Linked DNA regions of Homo sapiens: region 1 is linked to region 2. The links are chromatin loops, found by intact Hi-C in ENCODE. Cell type or tissue: mesothelial cell of epicardium. All regions are shown on one strand.

Evidence for each region. A loop is a pair of places that touch in the nucleus more often than their neighbours do. Peaks named below come from ENCODE experiments on the same cell type or tissue, not always from the same donor. Only the 100,000 strongest peaks of a DNase experiment are listed, where the experiment ranks them.
Region 1: a loop joins it to region 2, with 23 times the contacts of the local background. A loop is called at or near these places in 2 of 110 quality-filtered maps.

What each region holds. Positions count from the first base shown.
Region 1 is chr6:159,873,049-159,877,048 of GRCh38, reverse strand. No RefSeq gene overlaps it. Among named protein-coding and RNA genes, the nearest start is that of MAS1, 16 kb to the left of the region's middle. RefSeq lists an enhancer at 1,133-1,785. In mesothelial cell of epicardium, no CTCF peak of the experiment used is centred here; a DNase peak (open chromatin) is centred at 2,368.
Region 2 is chr6:160,265,416-160,269,415 of GRCh38, reverse strand. No RefSeq gene overlaps it. Among named protein-coding and RNA genes, the nearest start is that of SLC22A2, 8.6 kb to the right of the region's middle. In mesothelial cell of epicardium, no CTCF peak of the experiment used is centred here; no DNase peak of the experiment used is centred here.

The DNA.
Region 1 (4,000 bases), 390 kb after region 2:
ATTTCTGTATACACATTTTATATCCATAAAAAAAGTCCAGAAAAGAGTAAGAGAGTGGAAAACTTAGGTATAACATTATTAGTCTCTAAGTGTTTTTAGTGGATAGCTTTGCTAGATCAAAAACGTGTAATCAGTATATCAATGGAGGGTGGGAGGGGGTGAGCGTTGAAAAATTACCTATTGGGTACAATGTTCACTGATTGGGTGATAGGTATACTACAAGCCTAAACCTCACCATTATGCAATATATCTATGTAACCAACCTGCACATGTATCCCCTGAATCTAAAATTTTAAAAAATTAATAATTTTAAAAGCATATACATTGAATAATAACAGAGCTGCTCTATTTTGTGCCCCTCCAGCAGGAATCAGGGTTTTCCCTGTGTGCCTCATTAGTCCAAAGATGTGCAAGTTTCCTGCTGTGTTCTAGAGGATCCTGCAGTAGAGGGTTGTCCACTCCACAAGGTGGACGTTAGAGCTGGGTGGGGTCTGAGGCACAGGGGAGTGCCTCACTGCACTGTAGACAACAAGTTGACCTTAGAGACAATCAGTAGGATGAGGGATGGCTGGAGGCTGAGTCTTGCTGGCCAGCCTGTAATTCTTTGAAGGGTGGAAGGACAACCAGAGTACATGCCCCACCCAGCTCTCATCCACACGGTCTTCTCCTTCTCCCAGCCTGTGGTTATTTATCGAGTCACTGTCAGTGGAAAAAATTGGTCTGGAAATATGCAGCTGATCTTTCCATTCTGGGTGAATTGCAGCCTCATTTTCCCCTGTGACTGCAGTGGATGATTATATTGAGCAGTGCAGGCTGGGGCAGGGGAGAGCCTTCGGGGTCCAATGGTGAGAAGATAGAATAACTTGGAAAATCTTTGCGTTCTCACAAAGACTTTCATTCTTCCAGGTTTCCCTCGACTAGAGAGGTGCTAGGACTCTGTCCTCAATCTGTTCCTCCAGAATGGTTTGTTCCCCACTCCCCTTACCAGTCAGCAATGGGCTGTTTGTGTGACACTGTCCACTTGTCTCCCTAGTGACACACAGCAAAGCCACAGAGCAGAATGGATTTCTTGCTTTGCCCAACGTGGAGTTGCTTCTCCTGCCCCTGTGCCTGCCCCTGTGCTGAAGGCCTCAGCCTTGCCACTTAGCCACACATGCTCTGATGCAAGGGTTGGACCCACCTAGCCGAGGTTTCTCCTCCAAGATAGGCCACTGCCCCATCCCCAACTTAGATCCTCTGAGGGGGTATTTTAGTTTATTTTGTGTTGCTATAAAAGAACACTTGAGACTGGGTAATGTATTAAAAAAATACGTTTAGCTCACAATTTTGCAGGGTGAGAAGTTCAAGGGCATGGCCCTGGCTTCCAGTGAGGACTATCACAACTGCATCATAACGTGGTGGAGAATATCAAAGGGGCAGTGGACACGTTTGAAGAGGAGAAAGTCCCAGGGGAATGCTGGCTCTATTAACAATCCTCTCTCAAAGGAACTAATCTATTCCCAAGAGAACTCATCTAGTCTCCCCGGGGCGAGCACTCACTGATTTCCTTGAGAATAGCACCAACCTATGCATGAGAGATCCGCACCAGTAACCAAACACCTCTCACTAGGCCCCACCGCCCAACACTGCCACATTAGAGATCAAATTTCAACATGAGTTCTGACAGAAACAAACAAACCACATCCAACCCATAGCAGAGGGGTAGTGGCCCTGACCTTTCTGGAGAAGTGGCAGGACCTTCTGTCTGGCCAACCCTGTGTACACAGGGAAAGCTCACCAGTGGGCAGATGTTTCCTGTGGGTTACCCTATCTTGTCCTATTTCATTCTCCTCCCCTACTTTATGCCTGGATGTATTCACATGCTAGGGCTGTCAGAACAAAGTGCCACAGATTGGGAGGCTGAAGTAGTAGAAACGACAATTCCAGAGGCTGGAAGTCCAAGATCAAGGTGCTGGCAGAGCGGCCTCTCTCCTTGGCTTGCAGATGGCCATTTTCTCCCTGTATCATCACATGATCTTTTCTCCATATGTATATGACTCTGTCCTAATTTCCTCTTCTTATAAAGACCCTCAGCCATACTGGATTAGGGCCCACCCTAACCACCTCATTTTAACTTAATCACCTCTTTAAAGGCCGTATCTGCAAATATAGTCACATTCTGAGGTACCAGATGTTAGGGCTTCAGCATAGGAATTGGGGTGCAGTCAGACACCATTCAGCCATAACAGTGGGTAAGGTTCTAAACAGTTGTAGCACAAGACACAAAGAGGCTTCAGCAGTTGACCATTTTGCTTCCTGTCCTGCAGCCCCTGGTTCCTAGCAACACTCTGTCTGCCAAAAGCTCCCACATCCTTACCCTGGCAGCCGGCCACGGCTTGATCCAGTCTGAGCTGTTCCAAGATGTGTTGGTGGCTGCTTGTTACAGTTCCTGTGTTTTGTTCCTGAAATTAGTTGCACACTGAATTAGGTCTCCAGTGTCTCAACTCCTTCCAGAGGCAGATGGGCAGCCTAGGTCTCCCCTCCAGTTCCCCAGCATAAGGAGGAAGTCTTCTGGCCTCACTCCTAGAGACATATGGACATCCTAATGCCCAGCATCTTTAGACAGTTCAGTTACATCTCTCCAGCTGAGGCCTCCAGTTGAGAGAGTGACTGATAGACAGTTCTGGATTTCTGTCCTTCTCAGAGCTGAGGTATGTCCTGTGTATATTACCCACTATGGGATGGTTCTAGCCAGGAGCCCCCATGCTGAAATGTTGGAAATCCAGAGGTGGGCTCTGCCTTCTGTTCCGGGGTGGACTCCACTTGTGTGCTGAGGGTGGTCTGGCAGGCACACCAATGCGCTCCCAAGGCTCACACTCTCAAGGTCCAAAGACATGCTGTTGAGGAACATTAACACCCATGGCTTGCTGCTTTTGAAGAGTCCATAGCTAAGATGTCCCTGACATCAGTCACCTTCATCTGGATACAGACGGCCCAAGGCTCTCAAATAGAATTGCCATATTCTGTCAACTGGGGCCCAAAAAGTACCCTCCCCAGAAGTCCATTGTTTAATGGAATCGTTGTTTAATGCCTTTAGAACCAGTGAACATGTCTCAAGAGGAAAGATCGGTTGTTTGCCACTAGTCTGGGACATGACTTTGAAGTACTCAGGACAACACCTCATTTTCTTCTAGTTCCACAGTAAAAGTATGAGGCCCTTGGGAATGAAAGATTTGTTCCTGTTTATAACTCACTCAGCTCAGGGCCACCCGACTGCCTCTTCGTCCGTTCCCTCCCTCAACTGCAGTGGCATGGAGCTGCCTGCCTGGTGCCATGGAGTTTGCTACTTTGAGAGCGGGGGCCATGAATCTCTAGCCAGACCATGAATATCTCCTGACCTCGAGTCTAGATTTCCTCAAGCCCTTCCTGGGGAAGACTTTCAGGGATCCATGTATGGGATCTGCAGGAAGGGGTGTCCACATCTTCGCTGCTGCAGCTTGGTCCATGATGAACCCCGAGGTCATGGTTACGGACACCCACCTGGGACCTCAGCACCTGTGTTGGCTCCAGTGAGGGGTTACCCGAAGAGAACATTGTCAGACCTTACCACAGAGATGACTCCATACCATATGCCTGAAGCCAGTTTATAAGGGCCAATCTGAGGACTAGGAAATTTAATTTGACGTGGGGCTCAAGTCTCACTTTCAGACTCTGACACACAAAACTTTCTCTGTGGAGTATCTCTCTCTCTCTCCCCCACCCCCCTCATAATTGATTTAATTTTTTGAGACAGAGTCTCATTCTGTTGCCCAGGCTGGAGTACAGTGGCACCACCTCCACTCACTGCAGGCTTGACCTCCCAGGCTCGAGTGACCTCCCACCTCAGCCTTCCAAGTAGCTAGGACTACAGGTGCACAACACCATGCCCGGCTGATTTTTGTATTTTTTATAGAGACAGAGTTTCACCATGTTGCCCAGGCTGGTCTTGAACTCCTAGGCTCAAGCAATCCACCCACCTCGG
Region 2 (4,000 bases):
ATAGATATTTCTTACTATAGTACAGTATCACAGTCCGCCCCCTGTCTCTGGCCACCAATCTCTTACAGCAAAATGATATACAACTCAAAAGATACTGTCACATGACTAGAATCCCACTCATTCATTAATAGTTAGTCCAGTCCATCATCATATCTTATGGAAATGTCTCCCAGGGTGGGGCTACTCAGATTTGCAGGCTTCCACCCTGTCCTGTAGGGCTTCAAAAGCAGGAGTGGCCTCGGCAAACACATAGCTTTACCCTTCTGGGCATCTGGGATAATTGAGCTAAGAGGCAATGATATCTCTTGCTCTGGAGCATTTTCAGTGTTAATATAATATGAGACTTCCCTCATTACAGGAGCGTTTTATTCACTCCTTTACCCTCAGCTATGATTTCTCCTTCTCTTTGTTTAGACCCAAACGTTTCCACCCTTGGAAGGGACACTCAGATCAGACACTGTGCTGGTCTAGATTGCTGGGAGCATTACTGGTCTAGCAGGTGCCCCTCCCTGGGTCCACTCCGTTCAGACAGGGTACAAAGCCGTGGGCTATACTTACCACCAAACAAGATAGCTTCATTCTGTGTCAACCCCAGTTTGCCAGATGGGGTGAAGGCACAACCCATCCCCATCAGGCCCTTGGGAATTCTGACACAAGTTTTAAAAACATAGTGACAATTTCCTGCTTAGGAATCATCCCTGCTGTCAGCATTTATAATTGCAGCCCTGGGCCTATGACCCCTGCATCAGGTAGGGGAAAAAAAGTTAACGTGATGTGGAGAGGGAAGGAAAAAAAATTGCAGTCATTATGCCTGGGTACTTCTCCCTTGGCAAGAACTGCATAGTCATACCAGCATCCTCCCACCCCTCTACCCCAGATCCACCAGGAAACGGAGGAAAGTGTTAGGGGAACACGCCTTTAGCCCCACTCATGGTGAGTGTGCACTACACTTGTGAAGATGTGCAAGCCAGCCCTTCGTGTCTTCATCTCCCCCCGTTTAGGACAACTAATGTTTGAATTGCCTGTTCTACTTTTCTATCAAACTATTACCCGGAGGAGACTAGCTCTGCCCATTGTTGGATATTACAGGCTGTAAAGTGTGTTCCTTGGTCTAAAGAAATGTGACTGGGCCATCCAAATTGGTGCAATATCTTCTGTTCTGGCTTTTGAATGGCACAGTGAGCATTTGCATCCTCCACCGGGTAAGCAAAGCCCAGACCAGTCAGCGTCTATACAGAACATGTCTAGATTCAGCCCATCTCTGCACTGCTGCAGCTACCCACTTATTTCATGGACCCAGCTGCCCACATCAGGGGAGGACACAGGGATAACTGCTTGTTGACTCCAGTCACCTTTGGAATCTGGAAGGGAGTTCTGATGAGCATTGACTTGTTTTACTTTAATGCACCCTCAGATTTCCACAGGGCTGTGCTCCATGGGGGAGTCCTTTTAATAGCCAGGTTTCCATGGCCCTCTTGCTGAGTGTATGGCCAGGCCACTGGTCGCTGCCCAAAAGTCAATAAAACCCCAAACACAGGCGCTTCTACAACCCTTCAATTCTTCCATCACTGTTAGGTAACAGCATGCATTTCAGCCCACCAAGTTGATTTGTTTTAGCCTGCTTTGATCAAAGTAGCCCTTCCAACAGGACTGTGTGTCTCTTCACCTTGGAACTGCCACCCACAAACCAAGCAACTCTTCGTCGGTCAGTTGAGAGAGGTTGACAGGGCTCTGTTCAACTGACGATAGAATCCAGAAGCTCCTCACATAGCTCCAGATTCAGTCCTAGAGGAAAATGGGCTCCCTGCTCATATCGCCTCCTTGTATTCCCTAGGCAGCATGATCCTGAATAAACCACTTCCATTTTATTACAGGACTCTTCTAGGGTACTGCCATTCCCATTAGAGCATTTCTCTGATATCACCCAAGACATCAGGGGTATTTCATGTTTTAAGATCATTTTATGTCCTTCAGTCATAAGAGTAGTTTCCACTAATGTCTGAGACCAAGTTAGTAAATACCCTTTAAATGAGAATTCTCCAGTCTAGAGTCCCAGTAGTTGTCGCTGGGAGGTGCTCACAGGCTTTGATGTAAGCTCCAGTGCACACACCACACAGACCTAACACAGAGAGAATCTGGCCATACCAAGACTCCAGCTTCAACTCTCCCCTGTGGGCTCAGACGGTCTCACTGGTTCCCATTTAGCATGCCCAATTAATACTGCTTTACGGCAGGGCGCAGTGGCGCATGCCTGTAATCCCAGCACTTTGGAAGGCCGAGGAGGGTGGATCACCTGAGGTCAGGAGTTCAAGACCAGCCTGGCCAGCATGGTGAAACCCTGTCTCTACTAAAAATACAAAAATTAGTTGGGCGTGGCGGCAGGCGCCTGTAATCCCAGCTAGTCAGGAGGCTGAGGCATGAGAATTGCCTGAACCCGGGATGTGGATGTTGCAGTGAGCCAAGATCATGCCACTGTATTCCAGCCTGGGCGACGGAGTGAGACTCCATCTCTCTCTCTCTCTCTCTGTCTCTATTATATATATATTGCTATACATGGGTAACAGGCATGTTTAACAGGTGAATATCGCGGTCATCAAAAAGACAGTCCCATATGGCTTGCACGCAAAGCATGTCCGCCGCTTCATCTGGGGTGCTCCACTTCAGTCATAGGAGGAGACAACAGTCCCTCTTCTCAGGATACACAAATCTTACAGTGACTGTAACCAGTCCACCAGGCTGGCTGTTCCCTTGAGAATAACCTTCTGTGTGTCTGATCACTTAGAGCCACCTGTGATTGTTCCATAGCAAGCTGTGGGTACTGCATGAACCCAAACACGCTCTTCCACTCTGCAGCATTCCAAACCAAAGATATTCATCCTATATTTGTTGCTGTCATAACCCATTTTTACTAAAGACTCCTCAGGAAGCTGATGATACTGATCTACAAAATGAACAGTTCCTTCACACGGCACCTCTGGTTTCAGTGGTCTTCTGGTTTGGCCCTCTCCCCACATGGACTACCTGCTGGTGACCAGAGATCTTAGAGATACTTCACGTTGTTCCTGCATAATTTTTCCCTTGAGGGTGGCTTTCAGGCCAGTGGCTGAAACTCAGACCCACTGAAATCTGAGCTTGGTCTAGCATCAAGGTCTGAGCCAGCACTGCCTTTTAGTTTCATTTTAGCTGTTACATAGAACAATAACCAAGGAATTGAACATTTTACCCTAGTTTGCATTTCCTTACACATCCAGTGAACCAGCTCCCAGGGAGCTGGAGCCATCTCTCAGTACCACTGATAACTTTCACTTTTAGTAACTGAGCACAGCACAACTGTGGCTCCACACACGGCTGAGCACGTGGCCACCAAGGAATCGAAGGTTCCTCACCCCCCACCCTTTTATCCTTTCTCTTCCCAAACCATGTTTCCCAGAGCCATGGTCATTCTAGCAAATACCACTTCGTTGACACCAACTTGTACAGTAGGAAAAATGAGGCAGTAAAAAACTAAAAGAACAAGTGGATGGATTTAGGAAGGTCTTTTGAAACTAATAAAGTAAGAAAGCCACTGAAAGCTGACCAAGGATGCCCCCAGAGGCACAAGGATCAGAAGGCCCGACGTGGCTCATGGGTAATGTCCTTTGTCACAGTGACTACATTTTGGTGGCTTTAATTTTGACACTCTTGTTTTCTCCATCTGCATTCACTTTTATTAATAAAAAAGTATTTTAAATAAAATAGCAGGCAATGTGCCATGTCACCCACAAATACTTCAGTATGATATATTCTAATTAATTAGGCCTCCCTTTTTAAAGCAAGGCCATGATGACCAGACCTAATAAAATTACAAATAATTCTTTAATATCATTTAATATCCAGCCCACATTCAAATGGTTTGAAAGATATTTTTTCACAGTTATATCCAAACACAGTCCACTCATTGGGTCTGGTTTTACGTCTCTGAAGTGTCATGGATTCCTTGGAGAACCCAGGTCATTGGCAG